Linked DNA regions of Homo sapiens: region 2 is linked to region 1. A link is a loop called in an ENCODE intact Hi-C map of the cell type or tissue named here. Cell type or tissue: heart left ventricle. All regions are shown on one strand. Links, peaks and the distances in the headings refer to the core of each region. The heading gives the core; the rest is flanking DNA.

Evidence for each region. Peaks named below come from ENCODE experiments on the same cell type or tissue, not always from the same donor. Only the 100,000 strongest peaks of a DNase experiment are listed, where the experiment ranks them.
Region 2: a loop joins it to region 1, with 1.9 times the contacts of the local background. A loop is called at or near these places in 8 of 110 quality-filtered maps.

Annotation. Positions count from the first base shown.
Region 1 is chr4:158,050,269-158,058,616 of GRCh38, forward strand. No RefSeq gene overlaps it. Among named protein-coding and RNA genes, the nearest start is that of GASK1B-AS1, 120 kb to the right of the region's middle. In heart left ventricle, for the core only: no CTCF peak of the experiment used is centred there; no DNase peak of the experiment used is centred there; H3K27ac peaks cover 4,718 bases.
Region 2 is chr4:158,001,649-158,009,996 of GRCh38, forward strand. The region is part of intron 1 of LOC105377509 (a long non-coding RNA gene); the gene reads right to left. It overlaps LOC124900801 (a long non-coding RNA gene), which reads right to left and starts at 8,107. Exons shown (of 2, transcript XR_007058348.1): 1 at 7,941-8,107; 2 at 7,250-7,481. In heart left ventricle, for the core only: no CTCF peak of the experiment used is centred there; no DNase peak of the experiment used is centred there; H3K27ac peaks cover 2,939 bases.

The sequences.
Region 1 (8,348 bases), core at 325-8,324:
TCTTTCATTTGTGAGTAGATAAATTCTAACCCTACCAAAGATATCAGAAGAGAAAAAAAAAGTAAAAAAAAAAAAAAAATAGATAAATTCTTTCCCTTCATTCAGTGTTTTAAGCTTCTTTACTCAGATCTAATTTGACTGACTGTAAGGCAAATATAAAGTCAATCTATTGATGAACAAGATGCTATGAATAAGAATTTTAAAAATAAAGTTATATCAGCCTGGCGCGGTGGCTCACACCTGTAATTCCAGCACTTTGGGAGGCCAAGGCAGGCGGATCACGAGGTCAGGAGATCGAGACCATCTTGGCTAGTACGGTGAGACCCCGTCTCTACTAAAAATACAAAAAATTAGCCGGGCATGGTGGCGGCGCCTGTAGTCCCAGCTACTCCGGAGGCTGAGGCAGGAGAATGGCGTGAACCTGGGAGGCGGAGCTTGCAGTGAGCAGAGATCACGCCACTATGCTCCAGCCTGGGCGACAGAGCGAGACTCAGTCTCAAAAAAAAACAAACAAAAGAAAATAATAAATAAAGTTATATCAAATCACATAAATCTGCTTTTGTATATAAATTTGGAAACGCCAAAGACATTTTTCATGTCAGTCTGAAACTCGGCTTTAATTTTAAAATAATCTAGCTCAGGCTGAAAAAACTGGAATAAGAATTTGGAATTTACCATCTAATAATCACGGATCTTGAACTGTGGGGATGACTGCAGAAGGAAGACTAAAGGAAGTCAGGACTTTGCTGCTTTGGAAAATGAGACAACACTGTTCAACATCAGCAAAAGACTGATAATGACAGAGACAAATGGAAAACTCTGATATGTAATTGTGAAATATTAAAAAGATTGCTGTTTATACTCTAAGTCATTCTCAATAATTAGAATGCAACTGAGTCAACATGTAATTTTGGGCAAATGATTTAACCTCTTGGGATCTCTGTAACCTCATCAGAGATAAGGGGAGGAGAAGCACAAGTTTACTTCTCTAAGTAGGGGTATGGACAAGATGATATATTATGTTTGTTTTTTTATATCAGACTTTCGATTCTGTAATGTATGAAGAGGCAAAAGAGGTCCTTTTTTCCCTGTAATATCAACTTTATCCTTTTTTATTTTTTAAATATCAGAGAAGTGAGTAGGAACAGATATCAAGTTGAGTCGTTCCCCAACTCTGTTTCCCACACAGTCTCTTGGGAAAGAGCTGCCGCCCTGACTGTAAGTGCTCCATGAATCAAGCCCTGGGATTAAAGGAGAGCTTTTGCAATGACTCTCTGAGGTTTTGGCTCTGAGAAGGAATGCCGGAATTTTAAGAGTTTCGACATATTCTGTATCATTATATCCCTATGCTTCAATAAGTTTAAAATAAAACTTTTAGAAGAAGTGTTTCCCAAATACCCAGGCACTGAGGACTGCATGGTGACCTCCTAAGGAACTTTAAAAGAATACCCAGGGCCCCACCCCTGAGAGTCTCATCTCATGATTTGTGCATTTAAGAGCAATGGGAAGGAGGAAACTTGAAAGTAACCTAATGCCTTTGCACTGCAGGCATCTGAGACCTGGAATGGGACCCCATTTCCTCACAGCACTGCAAAACCCACCAAGGCTGTATCTCACAACCTTCTGAGGGACTTTGGATATTTTAAGTTGTTTCTGTTGGCATCATACAGCACAGAATAGAAGGCCTATAATAAGAAAATAGAATAATTCTGTCCTCCCTTCACCTCCTTTCCTCACTACTTCTCAAACGAATCAACAACAAAACAATTTTGGTGGTTTTTCAAGAAAGGAATGTGATGAGGCCTGTTTCATTTTTAAAACAGTAGCTGTTGAAGCTATTTCCTTTGACTCTGATCAGACATTATGCTGCATTTCTTCCAAAGTAGATCGCTAATATTGTTTTTTAAGGGTTTTTTTGTTTTGTTGTTTTTTAACCTACTAAATTGCATTTCTGAAAATAACTTATTGAAATAATGGATATGAAAATGTCTGGATTAGTGTCTGGCACTTAGAAGCCAGTTAATAAATGCCCATTTTATAATGGAGAACTATTAAATTTATTTGTAAAAACAAGAACCCTTATTTAATAGATTTTATAGACTTTACGCTATTGTGCTTCGTGAACCTGGGCATAAATCAGAATCTTCCAGAGACGTAAACAGTATCATGTGTATTTTTTGTCTGTTCGTTTGTTTTTAGGGTTTGTTTTTGTTTTTGTTTTTTGTTTAAAGCAAATCACCTTTGCTCATCTTCCAGTAAAGCAAGTCCAGTCAACTCTGCTATCCACATGACCGGGAAAACTGTCTGTTGAGAGTTGAGACTGCTCAATATCACACGAATTTTGCATCACCAAAAAATTGTGAAAATATGCCATATTTGGCTGCTAATCTATATGCTAAAATTATATACAACTTATATGGTAACCCTTGTCTAAGAGTTATCTTCAAATCCTATGGGAATTAACATACTTTTCAAGAAATTCTTGCCTAGTACATAAACTTTTCATCATAATTTCTATAAATTGTGTTATAATTTCCAATAATTTTTTCAAGAACAAAATGTGAGTTTGTGAAAACTTAGATGGACCCAAGATGATTATGAACATCAACACCTGAGTAGTTTCATTACATGTCTGTTAAATCTAATCTCTGAGGAAGAAGTAACAGGTTAAAGCATAATTCAATGAGTGACAAAAATATGGCTTACCTTGAGTTATGTTTTGTAAATGACTGCCTATCGACATTAACAATTTTACCAAGATAAATAAATATATAGGAGGGGGACAATACACGGACAATAAATATACTGTGTTTCCATTTCTCAAGGTAACACTGATGACAACCCCCCCAACTATTGTTATTTGGGAGCCCATCAGGTGTCAAAGTGCTGTATGTGCTGACAGATTTTAAGGACAGTAAGCAATTATTTCTGTGATGTGATTTAAACATAGCAAGCAGGCCAGGATGCCTTTCCAAACTCTTTACTTGTGTGATTGATGCCCAACATTCCAGAAAGCTTAATCCCTCAAATCAGAGGTTCTAATCAGGGTATCCTTCAGTGTTTTAAAATACTGTATCTTAAAAGGCAGCTATCCAAGCCTCACCCCAGAACAACTGAATCAGTATATTTGCAGGTTGGATAAAGTATGTGTGAAAAGTTTGATCTCTGTGAAATACCAATCCCACTCCCCATCCCATTCACACTCTTAATAGAGCTCTCCATTAAAGCCATTTTCGAGCATTTGCATTTTAGTATGAATTATGTAGCAGATTTGGGCGGGGGGAAGGAAAATGAGATGAGTCCATCAATATAATAGTATAAAGACTCAGGTACAAATTGCAGAAAATGGTGAACTTATTCTTGTATATTAAGTCTAGAAGAAATATATAAGAAAATAAAATCTTACAGGACTTAGAGTGAACAATCCCCCAGCTCAATTATTTTTACAAAGAAGCTGTAAAATAGTACATTTCTGTAATTGTTTGAAAGACTTGCAAAAATTTGCAAACTGGAGAAAAAATGAAATTTAAGTTGACAAATTACAAAAAAACCCTTATCTACAAATAAATAGCAACAATACAGAGATGAATAATATTTTGCAGTGCTTATGAGCACTTACAAAACAACTTTCACATATTTTATGTCATTTAAACATCAGACTGTCATTATTGTTTTGTAGAATTAGGTAAAAGTAGATAGCGGATATCCTTATCTTACAGATGAAGAAACTCAAAGAGGTCACAGGGCTTTGCCAAGGTCCCATCAACAGGACCGAGGAATCTATGATTGAATCTGTTTGCCTAATGTTAAATATTCCACTTACTATATCTCAGTGCTCCCTGGAGAATAATCAGAATCTGATCCTTTAAGATATAATTTCCATCTTCGCATTCTAACAATTAAAATATATAAACAGTCTTTTTCACCAGAAAAACAATCTTTTGGGGTCCTTCATCAAATCCTAAGGGATCATCTCATTAGTTGTTTCTTAGCTAAGTTCCAAACTGTTGTTGGTAGCATGAAGAACATCTGAATTAATACCAAAAGTCTTTGATATTACAGTAGGCTGCAGATTCCTTCAGTACCCCTTCAAGTCATCTCTATTCTATTGTGTCCGTGTCATTAGGACATAGGGAAAATCTGTTCAACTATAATCACCTTGTCTTCCAAATAAAGACAATGGTAGCCTCCAATCTTGGATTTCCAAATTTATCTTGGGAATTTCACTATCTACAATCTATAGGTGGGAGATGTGAAAGCAAAGTCAACACAATAATGGCTGACTCTTTTTCTGCTTTAGCTTCTATTTCTCTTTTGTTCTATGAGTCTGCCTAAATATCTACCAACTGTGCTCGTCTTTACAAATAATTATCTTTGGTCTCATTGATTTTCTCTAATTTTTTCTCTTTTTTTTAATTTCCACCCTGATTTTATTATTTCTGTCTTCTTTTTTGGCATTGGATTTGCTGCTCTTATTTTCCCAGCTTCTTAAAGTAAAAGCTTAGACTATTGATTTATCTTTCTTCCTTTCAACTGTAAGTGCTTAAAGTTATAAATTTACCTCTAAGCACAGACTTTGTCCTGTTGTTTATTTCCAATTTAATGTGTTGTGGTTGGGGGATATACTTAGTAAAATTTCAATCTATTTTAAGTTACTGAAACTTGTTTTATGTCCTAGCATAAAGTCTATCATGGAGAATGATTCAAGTGCATGGAAAAAACTGTGGATTCTGCTATTGCTGAGTGAAAGGTTCTCTATATATCAGGTCAAATTGGATGATAGCTCTTTTCAATACTTCCACACCCTTATTCCTTTCTATTTAGTTGGCTTGTCAATTACTGAGAAAAGAATATTGAAATCTCCAACTATAACCAAGTTTGAGAGTTGTCTGTTTTTCTTACAATTCTGGAAGATTTTGCTTAATTTATTTAGGGATTCTGTTTTAGGCACATGTAGACTGGTAATTGCTTAATCTTCCTGATATGTCGGGCACTTTATCAAGTAGAAAAATCTCTTTCTGTCATTAGTAATATTTCTTCTCTTAAAATCTACTTTAATATTAATGTAGCTATTCCAGCTTACTTATAGCTAATGTTTGAATGGTATATCTGTTTTAATAATTTTGCTTTCAATCTATGCATGTCTTTGGATCTAAAGTATTTCTCTTATAGTAAACATAGGGTTAGATCTTCCTTTTTGTATTCAATTTGGCAATCTCTGTCTTTCCATTGGAGTGCTTAATCTATTTAAAGTTATGACTGTTATGGTTGGATTTATATTTTGCTATTTTTTTCTTTATCTCATGACTTTATCATTTCTTATTCCTCTTTTACTGTCTTTCTTTGTGATAAATGGACACTTTTATTATATCATATTACTTGGTTACTTTTAGGTATATATAAATATTTATATTTTATATGTATAATAATTCTTAATTAACTTTTTTCTCATTCAACATTTTAAATACGTCATTGCACACTGTCTTCTGGCCTTTTTTTTCTGATAAAAAATCAGTCATTAGTTATGTTGTTTCCCTGTGGTTTGGACTGAATGTTTGTTTTCCTACCAAATTCATATGTTGTAATCCTGATCCTTAGTGCAATGGTGTTAGGAGGTGGGGCCTTTGGGAAGTAATTAGGTAATGATAGTAGAGTCTTCATGAATAGTATGAGTGCTCTTATAAAAGAGACCCCAGAGAGCACTCTAGCTCTCCTTCTGTGAGGACACAAAAAACAAAAATACAAAAACAAAAAAACAAAAAAACAAAAAAAAAACAGGCAGACTGCAACTCAGAAGAAGGGACTCACTAGAACCCAACCCATGTTGACATGATTCTTTCTTCTGCCAATCACAAATCTGTTGATAAGAGCTCTGAGTATTGCGAGTATTCTAAAGGGTATTCAGTGTATTCCAGTTACTGTAATTTTCAACTGTAGATTTTCTATTTGTTTCTTCTCAAATAGTTCCCATTTCACTACAAAGATTCCTTATTTAGTAACTCACTATCATCCTAGTTTGCCTTAATTCTTCAGCGTTTCCTTTACACCTTTGAGCCTATTTATAATAGCTACTCTTAAGTCATTGCTAAATCCAATATTTGTACCCACTCAGAGTCAGTTTCTACTGACTGCTTCTGCAAATAAGTATAAGCCACATTTTACTGAGTGTCTTATAATTTTTGTTTGAAACGTATACATTTTAGATTATATGCTATAACAATTCTAGATCCTTTATTTTTCTGAGGACTATTAATCTAATTTTTTTGGTCTAAATTTACAGAATCTATCTGTGTTTGCTGATGTCTCTGCTCAGGGTTTCTATTCTTACACTTATTTTTCAGCCTGGTGTCCTAGGTGTTGCATCTCGTATCTGCCTAGCTAAGAGGTCAGCTAATTATTTGAGCAGAGGTTTTGTTCAAACACCTGGAGCATGTTAGGCTTCCAGCCCTCTCAATCCATCTGTAAGTACTTTGAAAAACATATTCAAAGTTGCAGCTTGTTCTCAAGTCTCCATAGGACTTTTTTCCTTTTTATATTTCTGTGTCTGTTTGATCTGTCCTGCACATTTAAAGTTTCCCAGTGAAGCAACAGTTGTAGAGAGCTTATCTCAGCACTTCTATGGCTCCCTTGTTTCCAGACTCTGCCTGTGAAATGTCTGGCTAGAAGGTTTTCCCTGCTCATTCACAATTCAGTCCACCACTACTTTCAATTAGCAAAGCTGGAATTTTTGTCTCCTACCCTGATTGAGTCAGTCTGTCCCCTTTAAGAGTAGAGCCACTGGTTTTTGCATCCAGCCACAACTTGTAAGACTAGGGTTCCTGTTATCCAAGCAGGGACAACTGGGAATGTGAACAGTCCCAAAGAGATGGCCAGAGATTCCTGCTTTCCACTTGCATTTTCCAATTTTTAAGAAGTCAGACTAGAAGTTGTTATTCTCAGTCCATGGATATTCAAGTTAGCCAAGCAAAAGAGAACACTAGTACATCAAACTTAGAACCTTGGTTTATTCGTTTTTATGTTATTACTGTTCCTTGCAATAAAAATGCTTCCTTCTCTCAGATAGGGAAAAAAAATATTTCCCATGTATATATGTGGTACACTACCGCATTAGATAAGCACATTTTAATTTACTAATTATACAGAGTCACTCCAAAGTAACTAAAGTACTTTAAGGCTAATTTGTTTAAGTAAAAATAAGTATGCAAGTATATTGGGCATAAGGAAATAATTTCTGAAAGAAATTCAAGTTCATGATGGAGTAGAAACTTTAAACAGACATATCTAATAAAACTGAAGCATTGCTCAGAAAATGTATAAATGTAATAAATAAAGAATTTAACTTGAGAGTTAATTAAAAAATTAACAATCCTTTAGAAAATAAATTGAGTTAATAAACATAAAAACAGATTTTTATCGATTAAAATTAAATTATTAGAATTTTTAAATGTAAGAATTTTTTGCTTTTAAATATAACAAAATAGATTAATCATTAAAAGTTAACCAAGAAAAAGAGTAGAAGTGCAAATACAAAATATTGAAATGTTTCTGTGGAAATAACTACAATCAGAAATTACCAGAATTATGAGTAGATATTTTGCTCAACTCTGCTCAATGACAATGAGAACTTGTATAAAATAGGTTATTTTCTGGGAACATGAAAATTAATTCCAGAAACAGTCAAAAATATTACTAACATTGATAATCCAAAAAATGTCACTATAAAATTATTATTCCTGAAAATCCAAGGTTCAAACTCTTTCTCAAGGTTTTCTACCAAACCTGAAAGGAAAAGATAACTACAATGAAATCTATGCAGTTTAAAAATACAGGGAAAAAACTGAAAGAACTCAAGCACTCTTTAGAAAATGATTATAATATGGATCTAGAACCCAAAAGCAATAGCAGGAACAAAAGCTAAGTAGAAATCAGTCTTATTTCATGATTATGAATGTGAAAATAATAGTAAACAGAACCCAAGAGCACATTAAAATAATAATACAGCATGAGAAGGGTTATTTAGTCTAATGAGAGGATGGATAAATGTTAGCATATCTATGTATTAATTTCAAATATTAATGAAGGAGTCACTGAAGAAAAATCATATACTAATTTTCATATTTTAGATACTGAAAGAGCATTTAACAGAAAGCTAACATAATTGTAAATATTGTCAATAACATGGAAATAAGTTGACATTTCAGTTATGTAAATCATGCTTAATATAGAAATATTAGCAGCACTTTAATTGAAATAGAAAATAATACAAGTATATATTTTATTACTATTATAATTAACATTATTCTGGATGTATCAGTATAATTAGATTAGAAAAAATATATAAAATTCGA
Region 2 (8,348 bases), core at 139-8,138, 49 kb before region 1:
GTCATCTGTTTTTGTTTAGAGTTTTATGTGGAAATAATTTTTCAAAATGTATTTTTTACTTTCTATTCTTGATATATTTTAGAAGTTTATTATCTTCTACAAAACAATTATTTCATAGAAATGTTTAAATGTATTAGCATTGAGTATACAATAGTCTCATAATTTTAATATCCTACTTAAACATTGTTACATTCCTTTTCTCTCTTGAAAAATTTTTATCTCGTTATTATAGTTTCCACAAGTTTAGCTTTACTATTTTTCCCCAAAGAATCAACTCTCATGGTTTCCCTTGCAGTTCAACTGTTTTTTTGTTGTTCTCTAATTTCCTTACTTTAATTCCTTCCTTCCTGTTTCTTTTATTCCTCTCTTCTGTGTGTGTGTGTGTATGTGTGTGTGTGTCCTTTTAATTTTTTCTGGACCATTCTAAGTTGAAGGTTTAGTTTGCTTTTTTTGTGTTGTTGTTTAACCATGTAATCACATTCGAATTTAGCTTTGAACCACTTATATTAGTTTTAATATAGGGTTCTCATTTTTATTGTTCTAATAGTCTACAGTTATAAATTTTAATCACTTTTTTATCTCACATATCATTTAGATGACAATTTGGAATTTTTGTTTACTGCTTTTGCTTTACAAACTTGGTTCCCTCTTTGAATTTTGTCTTACATAACAGCAGAGTTTCATTTTTATGTGTGTGTTAAAACAATCTATCATTTGCAATGACATAGATGAACCTAGAGAACATTATGTGAACTGAAATAAGCCAGGCACAGAAAGGCAAATACTGCATTATCTCACTTTTGTGTGGAATCTAAATAAGGTGAACTCTTAGAAGCAGAAGTAGAATGGTGGTTACCAGGGGCTGTGTGGTGGTGAAGGGTCGGGGCAATGTAGGGGTTGAGATTGCAGAGATGTTGGTGAAAGGATACAAAATTTCAGATAGATAGAAGAAATAAGTTCAAGAGACTGTGACTATAGTTAGTGGCAATACACTGTATACTTGAATATTGCTAAGAGAGTATATTTCAAGTGTTCTTTCTCACCACATAAAAATGATAAGTAGCTGAGGTAATACATATGTTAATTAATTTAATTTACCCATTTCACAATGTGTATATATTTCAAAACATCATATTGTATATCATAAGTATATAAATTTTTATTTTGTCAATTAAAAAACACTGAGCTGAAAGTCTTACGGGAGGAGTCTGAGAGTGATTTCAAGTCCCTTGATATACTTGACACTGAAATATCTCACTCACTATCCGAGTTCATGGGCAGTCTCTAACTAGCAGTTTACCTTTTCTTCTAATTGTGCTTCACTATGGTTGATGTTTGTGTGTGTTGTTGGCTTTTTTTTTTTAACAAAAAGCTACTCAAAGAAATCAAAAGACTCTGGGAGTTAGTAACTTCTAATACCTTAGGCAGAAAGATCAAACGATAAATACTATTATCACTGAGGCAGGCATTATCTTCCCAAAGGGATTTAAAATCTATGTGGCAATGACAATAATTGTTATGCATATGTGCTGATGGTCTGAGAACAAAACAATACTACCAATATCTATATAATGCTTTGAGTTTTATAATTGATATTTGGCAAGTGCCAATTTTATGGCTGAAATTCCTAGGCCCATCATGACATGATTTGTTATTAAATGTCTGTAATTATAGAGTCTAATCATGAGAAAATAGCTCACTATACCCACAAGGAATAGCTGATAGAAAGACATTACACAACTTCATGCTAGCTTCCTGAGAAGCTGCAATACAAACCACAAAACCTGAATTTCCCTGGGGTTCTCTGTTTAGGTGTTGGCTCTGGTGAAATGAACACTCAAGAATTGATCTGAAAAGAACAATTCTAAAAAGTAGAAGTAATGGTAGAATAACAAATTTATATGTGATACATGTGTTTCTTATTAGGAAACATTTGAAAGTGTTATTGATAAATAACAAAATTGGAATGTTCCAAAATGTTAAAGCACCTAAAATAGTGTACTTATACAGGTATTCTATGATAAACTTGGATAAACTGTCAAACTCTTTTTTCTAAGAACAGATTACTTTTTACTCACTTTCTGTCTTTATAGTTGTTTTATTCTCAAATAAAATAACTCACTGTTATGTTTGGTTATTATTCCCAATTTATTCTTTCTTTTCAAAAAACCAACTTCTCATTTATTTTTTCAGAATCATGTGCTATCAAAAATGCATTAAAAATTGTCAAAGCTTTTAAATATGCAACTTTTCTTTGAAAGTATTAGTTTATATACTAGTCTAGTGAAGTCATAAAAAGACTTACCCCAGTATTTTAACTACATTTTTACTGCTGTTTCTCCCCCTCCTTTATCATCACTTCTTCCTTTGCACTAAGCATTGGTATATTCCAGAATTCTAGCCTGGTATCCTTCTCTTTTCATCTGTATTTTCCTGTCTAGGCAAATCCATAATTCTGATTCAATTATTTCTCACCTATCTAACACAGTATCTGACCATCTTTCACAAAATCGACACAACTCAAACAAGCACACTATCTGAAAAACAAGTCAACAAAGAAGATGTGAATCTTAAACACGAACAAAGAAAAACTTGATCCTGTTAACATCCCCCTGGCTCAAGCAAACCCTGGCCTTTTCAGTTGTGTTAGTCTATAAACCCCCTTTGTCATACTCTGGATTGTCTTTTCTCTCACGTGCCATCAGAACATACAAAAGCTAACACTAAGAATGGAACAATGCAAATGACAAACACTAAATTCATAATTGGAAGAATCAAGGAGGGAGGAGGACTCTAACACTTCGTGCTGGGTAACACTTGTAATTTGGTAACGGAGGTTACAAATAGGTAAATTTACACACGTATTAGCTTGGTGTTCAGAAGCTATCCTTACTGAGACAATAGAACTAATCGTCTTGAATTTAAAAAATGTAGAATTGTGGCATATGCTTGCTAGTTCTTATGGTTCACTGTAAGTCTTCTTTTTAAAAAGAAGCTGACATTGAAATCTGTTCCTCTAAGTAAAGACAGGAAGAAAAAAATATATGGCTTTACCAAGAAATACCTTTCTTGCCTGAGACTTTCCATTCGAGGTCACAGAAAAATTTGAAAGTTCAGACAGCTGGATTCTCTCCTCCAAACTAAAGTTATTGCCAGCAAAAGCAGGGAAGTAGGAGCAATCACAGGAGGTAATATTAAAACCAGAGAGAAGCCATCCTCCTCAGGATTCTTCGAAAAGCTCCTCTTTTAAACTACACTTAGAGGGATGGTCACCTCAGTATAAAGATCCCACATCAGCCCCAGTCCTTATGTTAAATGGCCCAAGGCAGGGGCAAGATGCAGATTCTCAGGGTAAGGAAGATAGGCAGAGCAATGTGTCAGGCGGGTATTAATTAAGAAAAACATGGGGCCTAGTTCTCATACAAAGACCAGCTTGAGGAGATTTCTGGCCTTTGGCACTGGCCCATGGAATTGTCTAGAGGACAGATTGAAAGTCCACTTAAGTTTTAATGGAATTGTCCTATCAACACTGGAATAAAACAGGCTGCAAGTACAACCACTAAAGCATATCCCAAATTCCTAATCGGATAGCAAGGGAAACAGATGGGGGATACCCAACACACACATCTCACACATGACCACTGAGGACAAAAATAAGGAAAACTATAGAGTAAAATACAACTAGGGTGACTAATTCAGGTCTGCTGACAAAAGAACTTACAGTGTCAGGGAAAATGGAGCAAATAATCCTTGCTATTCTTTTTGAGCCAGATAGGCCACCGTGTTTTGTTTCCCATTCTTTCCATCCAATGGAAGTTTTGTGGTACATATTTGTATTTTCTATCAATGTGTTTTGCATATGACAAAGATAAACTCTCTACTTGTTTGATGATGCTTGATGACCATGAGGAACTACACCCAGACCTGATGAGAAGGAATTAATATTGACCAGAGGCCATAGACTTGGAGTGAATGTAGTAACTGGGAAAAAGGAATTTAAGAATAAGGTTCTGTTTGTACTTTTGCTAGCCTAAGGGATGGATTATAGTTTTTTTTTTTAATTTGCCAGGACCCATGCCCCCTATATTATTCAAATGTAGCTCTATTCTCAACTTCAATGGTAAAGTAGCACCATACACCTGGCCAAATGGTGCAGAGCAGCATTGGATCAGGAATGGGCAAGTGACCAAACTGATTCAATGAGAAGAAATTACAGGTCAAACATGGAAGGGACCTGGTTCAGGATACAAGGCAAAGGCCCATTTTATGATGAGGAGAGTCTGTAGCTGAATATGAACCCAACAGAGGGGAAGCAGAGCTCAACGATGAAGAGAAAGAAACTGAGTCTTACTAATTGCATCAGACCCTGAATTGAGAGACTGAAAGCTTACATTTATCTAACTCTGGATTTTTCAGTAACATAAGCTAATTAATTATCTTTTTAGTTAGACACGCTTGAGATTGAATTTGCATTCACTTTGAACAGGAAAATAAAATCCCAACTAACTTTCTGAATTTATTTCTCCCTCCCCCTTGCACAATTTTATACCATAGCCACACCAAGCATAACCAATATTTTCACCTTTTAGAGACTTGGTTCTTATTAGGCTTCTGACTGGATGTTTATTTCTCTTCCCTCCCTGGAAAACTTCTATTTACCCACTAAAGCTCAGCTATCTGTTTTCTTCCTTTGTAAAGACCTCTCCAAACTTCTAAACAGATTCATATGTTTCCAAAGTCATCATCATTTCTAAGACTACAACAAAAACATGTGATCTGCTGTGTATGTCTCTCACATATGATACAGAGGTTTCGTCAATCAGCGATGGGGTTTTGTTTTTCACACTGTATTTGTTATTTTGGCTTTAAGCAGAAAATTACTATACAGGATTTAGAATAATTTGTAACAAGGCATTGGCAATAGCAGTTATACTGTTATTTCCAAAATGTGTGGTCCTTTTGAAAATCTTTAAGTATACTACTTCTTTTCTAAGCAAGAAAGTTATAATTCTTGAATAACTATGCTTATTTGTAATATTTTCACACAGAGTAGAAACTGGAGTGTTACGGCCTAAATATATTCAAATTTTGTGTGCTTTGTCTCTGTTGAGTTCCACCAGAATTTCTTTTTTTCTTTTCATTTACTCCTATATCAGTACTTCAGTTGGCTAAAAATAACACTTTGCTGAAGGCTCATAAACAAGAGTATTTTAAGGCGGACAACAAACTATTTTTAAGGTGCATGTTTTAAATGCCTGACTTTGGATGATGTGCCACCTACTTTAATGCTCAAAAGAAAAAGTGACACAACTGTAGAAATAATTATCAAACTATTTTAAGTATTATACTGGTGGCCAAAAGAGAGAACATTTATTTTTAAGTTAGGATGTTACAAAAAATCATATCCTCTTTTTCCTTGAGTTCAAGTTTCATATGGTGTTTTATAAGCTGTTTTTCTTATGCTTATGGCACAATGCTAACTGTTTTTATTAGGAAATGGCCTCCTGGCTAAGTGCCTACTCATTGTATTACAGCATTTTCCCTCAGCTGTAGCAGAACAACAAACCAACAAGTTCACACTTCCTTATTAATTCTGGAAAACCCTTACCATGCATAACACAGCATGAACCTTTTTATATCTTGACAATTGCTGGAAGTGTTTTATTTTATAACAGAATTTTAAGAATATCCTAATTAAATAGCAAACAGTGGTTACTATGGAAACCATGTTCATAAGTTTTATAATTGTCTTTAAAAATGTTAATTGTCTTCCAAAGCTGTGACTTAGGCTATTAATAACTTGTAAACCTGTTGTTTTTCTCTTCTCAGTGGTTTCTTGCTTTTTGAATACAGCATTATAGTTTGATGAAAGATGATATAAGTGATCATCTTTAAATTATTGATGTTTCCCACAATTTATGGGAACAATTCAAATCTCTTAAGTCGGTTCAATTATGTTTAGCCTAAGGCCATCTCCTTACATATTTTAAGTTCACCCTAAATGTTTCTCTGTACATCCTGAACTATAAACTAAATGGAGTTGTAACCTACTCTTAGGCCAATCACCAAGTTTTGGCCAATCAGATGTGGCCAACTGTTCAAACCCTGTTCAAATAAGGCAAACACCAAGCTGTAACCAACCTAGCTGTTTCTGCACCTCACTTATGTTTTCTGTACATCACTTTGCTTTTTCTGTCCCTACATCCGTGGCTGTGCTGAAGTCATGGAGCCTACTCTGGCTCAGGAGGCTGCTGATTCATGATTCACGAATAGTTCTTTGCTCTATTAAACTCTCTTAAATTTAATTCAACTAAAGTTTTTCTTTTAACAAGTCTTAAAAGTGAAGCTGGGAAGCTTGCACCTATTAGCATCCAAATGGAAACACTTACTTGTGCTTGGGATAGAAACAATGTCAAAATAAGGAAAAGTGTGGATTAATAGAAAATAGATCTTTAGTGTATTCCTACTTTAGTTGCCATCCATTTGCTCCTCCATTTTCTATATTTGTATAGGTTAGAACCTCACACTTTGTATGTTAAATATTTGCAATGCCATGTAAAAGAAAGAACCTGGACATATACTAGTCTGCATTTGATTTCTGACTTCCTGTCTATGTGACTTTATTCAGTTAATTTAATTTTTCTCAACTTCAATTCCATTGAATACAAAATGGGAAATTGATACTTTTTGTATAAATTTGTTATGAATATATTAGAGAAAATGAATTGCACATAAACAAAAGCCTAGTGACAAATAAATGGCACTCATAACAGATCCGCAACTAAACATCAACAACAACAGTAATTATCAATTGTGAGTACTTTCTTTGAGCCGCATCTTTACAAATGCTATCTATTTCAGCTGTCAGGTAAAGATTAGCAAATGCTATTGCCTTGTTTTTGCTGCTGTTTTGTTTTGCCCTTATTGCCCCAAGTTTACACATAATATATTCTCTTAAGTTAAATTTTTAGATTGGGAGAAAAGGTCACTGATATTCTGGAAAGAAAACAAAACAAAACTTAAAAGGACTACACTCATTCCAACCTCCACATCCGCCTGCCAAGAACAACAAACCTCCCTTCCAGCTTCTCCCTCCTGAGCAGCTGACATAGTTTTACCATCAGGCTCTGTAGCCTCCTCATTCCCCAAAAGTTACACATTACTTCTTTGTCTTCACTGTGCCTCCTCTCTGTCCCTTTCAGAGTTCAGGCAGCTACCCCTGCCTGATATGCCTCTCAGTCGATATCAGTTGTTGTAGACATATCTTTATTTGTTTCGGTAAGAAAAGCTTCAGATTGACCACTAACCAAGGATCATGGAGAGATTCACTGGCCCTCTCAGGGCCTGCTGCTGTTAAGTTTTGGGTGAGGTCTGTCCGGTCTGTTTGCCATTTCCATCCACCAACCCCATCTATTCACTGCCGACGTGCATGGGCATGTTGCCATGTCAGAGGTACCACAAGAAATATTTATCTTCTGAGGCTAAAAAAAAGCATAGAATTATTTCCTTTTGAAATTGATGAGCTCCATTCTTGGGTCATCAGTTTTGAACTTGACACAGCAGAGAAACAGAGAACAGTGGCTCCATTTGTCGGCTGCAGCCTTGCTCCTTGACAAACCTGAGGGCAAGTTCCTCAGGCTTGTTGAGAAGGTTTGTGCTCCAATCCCTTCAACCTTGCAAACTAAATGACATATTACACACATTTTAAAAATGAAGAAAAGGAAATAAAGAGTGATAAAGTAACTACCCATGATCATGTTACCGGAAAGGGGTCCAGATCCAGGCCCCAAAAGAGGGTTCTTGGATATCACGCAAGAAAGAATTTGGGGTGAGTCCACAGAGTAAAGTGAAAGTCAGTTTATTAAGAAAGTAAAGGAATAAAAGAATGGCTACTCCATAGGCAGAGCAGCGGCATGGGCTGCTCAACTAAGGATACTTACAGTTATTTCTTGATTATATACCAAACAAGGGCTGGGCTGTTTATGAGTTTTCCTGGACAGGGGTGGGCAATTCCCCGAACTGATGGTTCCCCCCTTTTTAGACCATAGAGGATAACAACCTGATGTTACTATGGCAACAGTAAACTGTCATGGTGCTGGTGGGTGTGTCCTTTAGCATGCTAATGTGTTATAATTAGCATATAATGAGCAGTGAGGACGACCAGAGATCTCTTTCGAGGTCATCTTGGTTTTGATGGGTTGTAGCCAGCTTCTTTACTGCAACCTGTTTTATCAGCAAGGTCTTTTTGACCTGTATCTTGTGCCGACCTCCTGTCTCATCCTGTGACTAAGAATTCCTTAACCTCCTGGGAATGCAACCCAGTAGGTCTCAGCCTTATTTTACCAGCC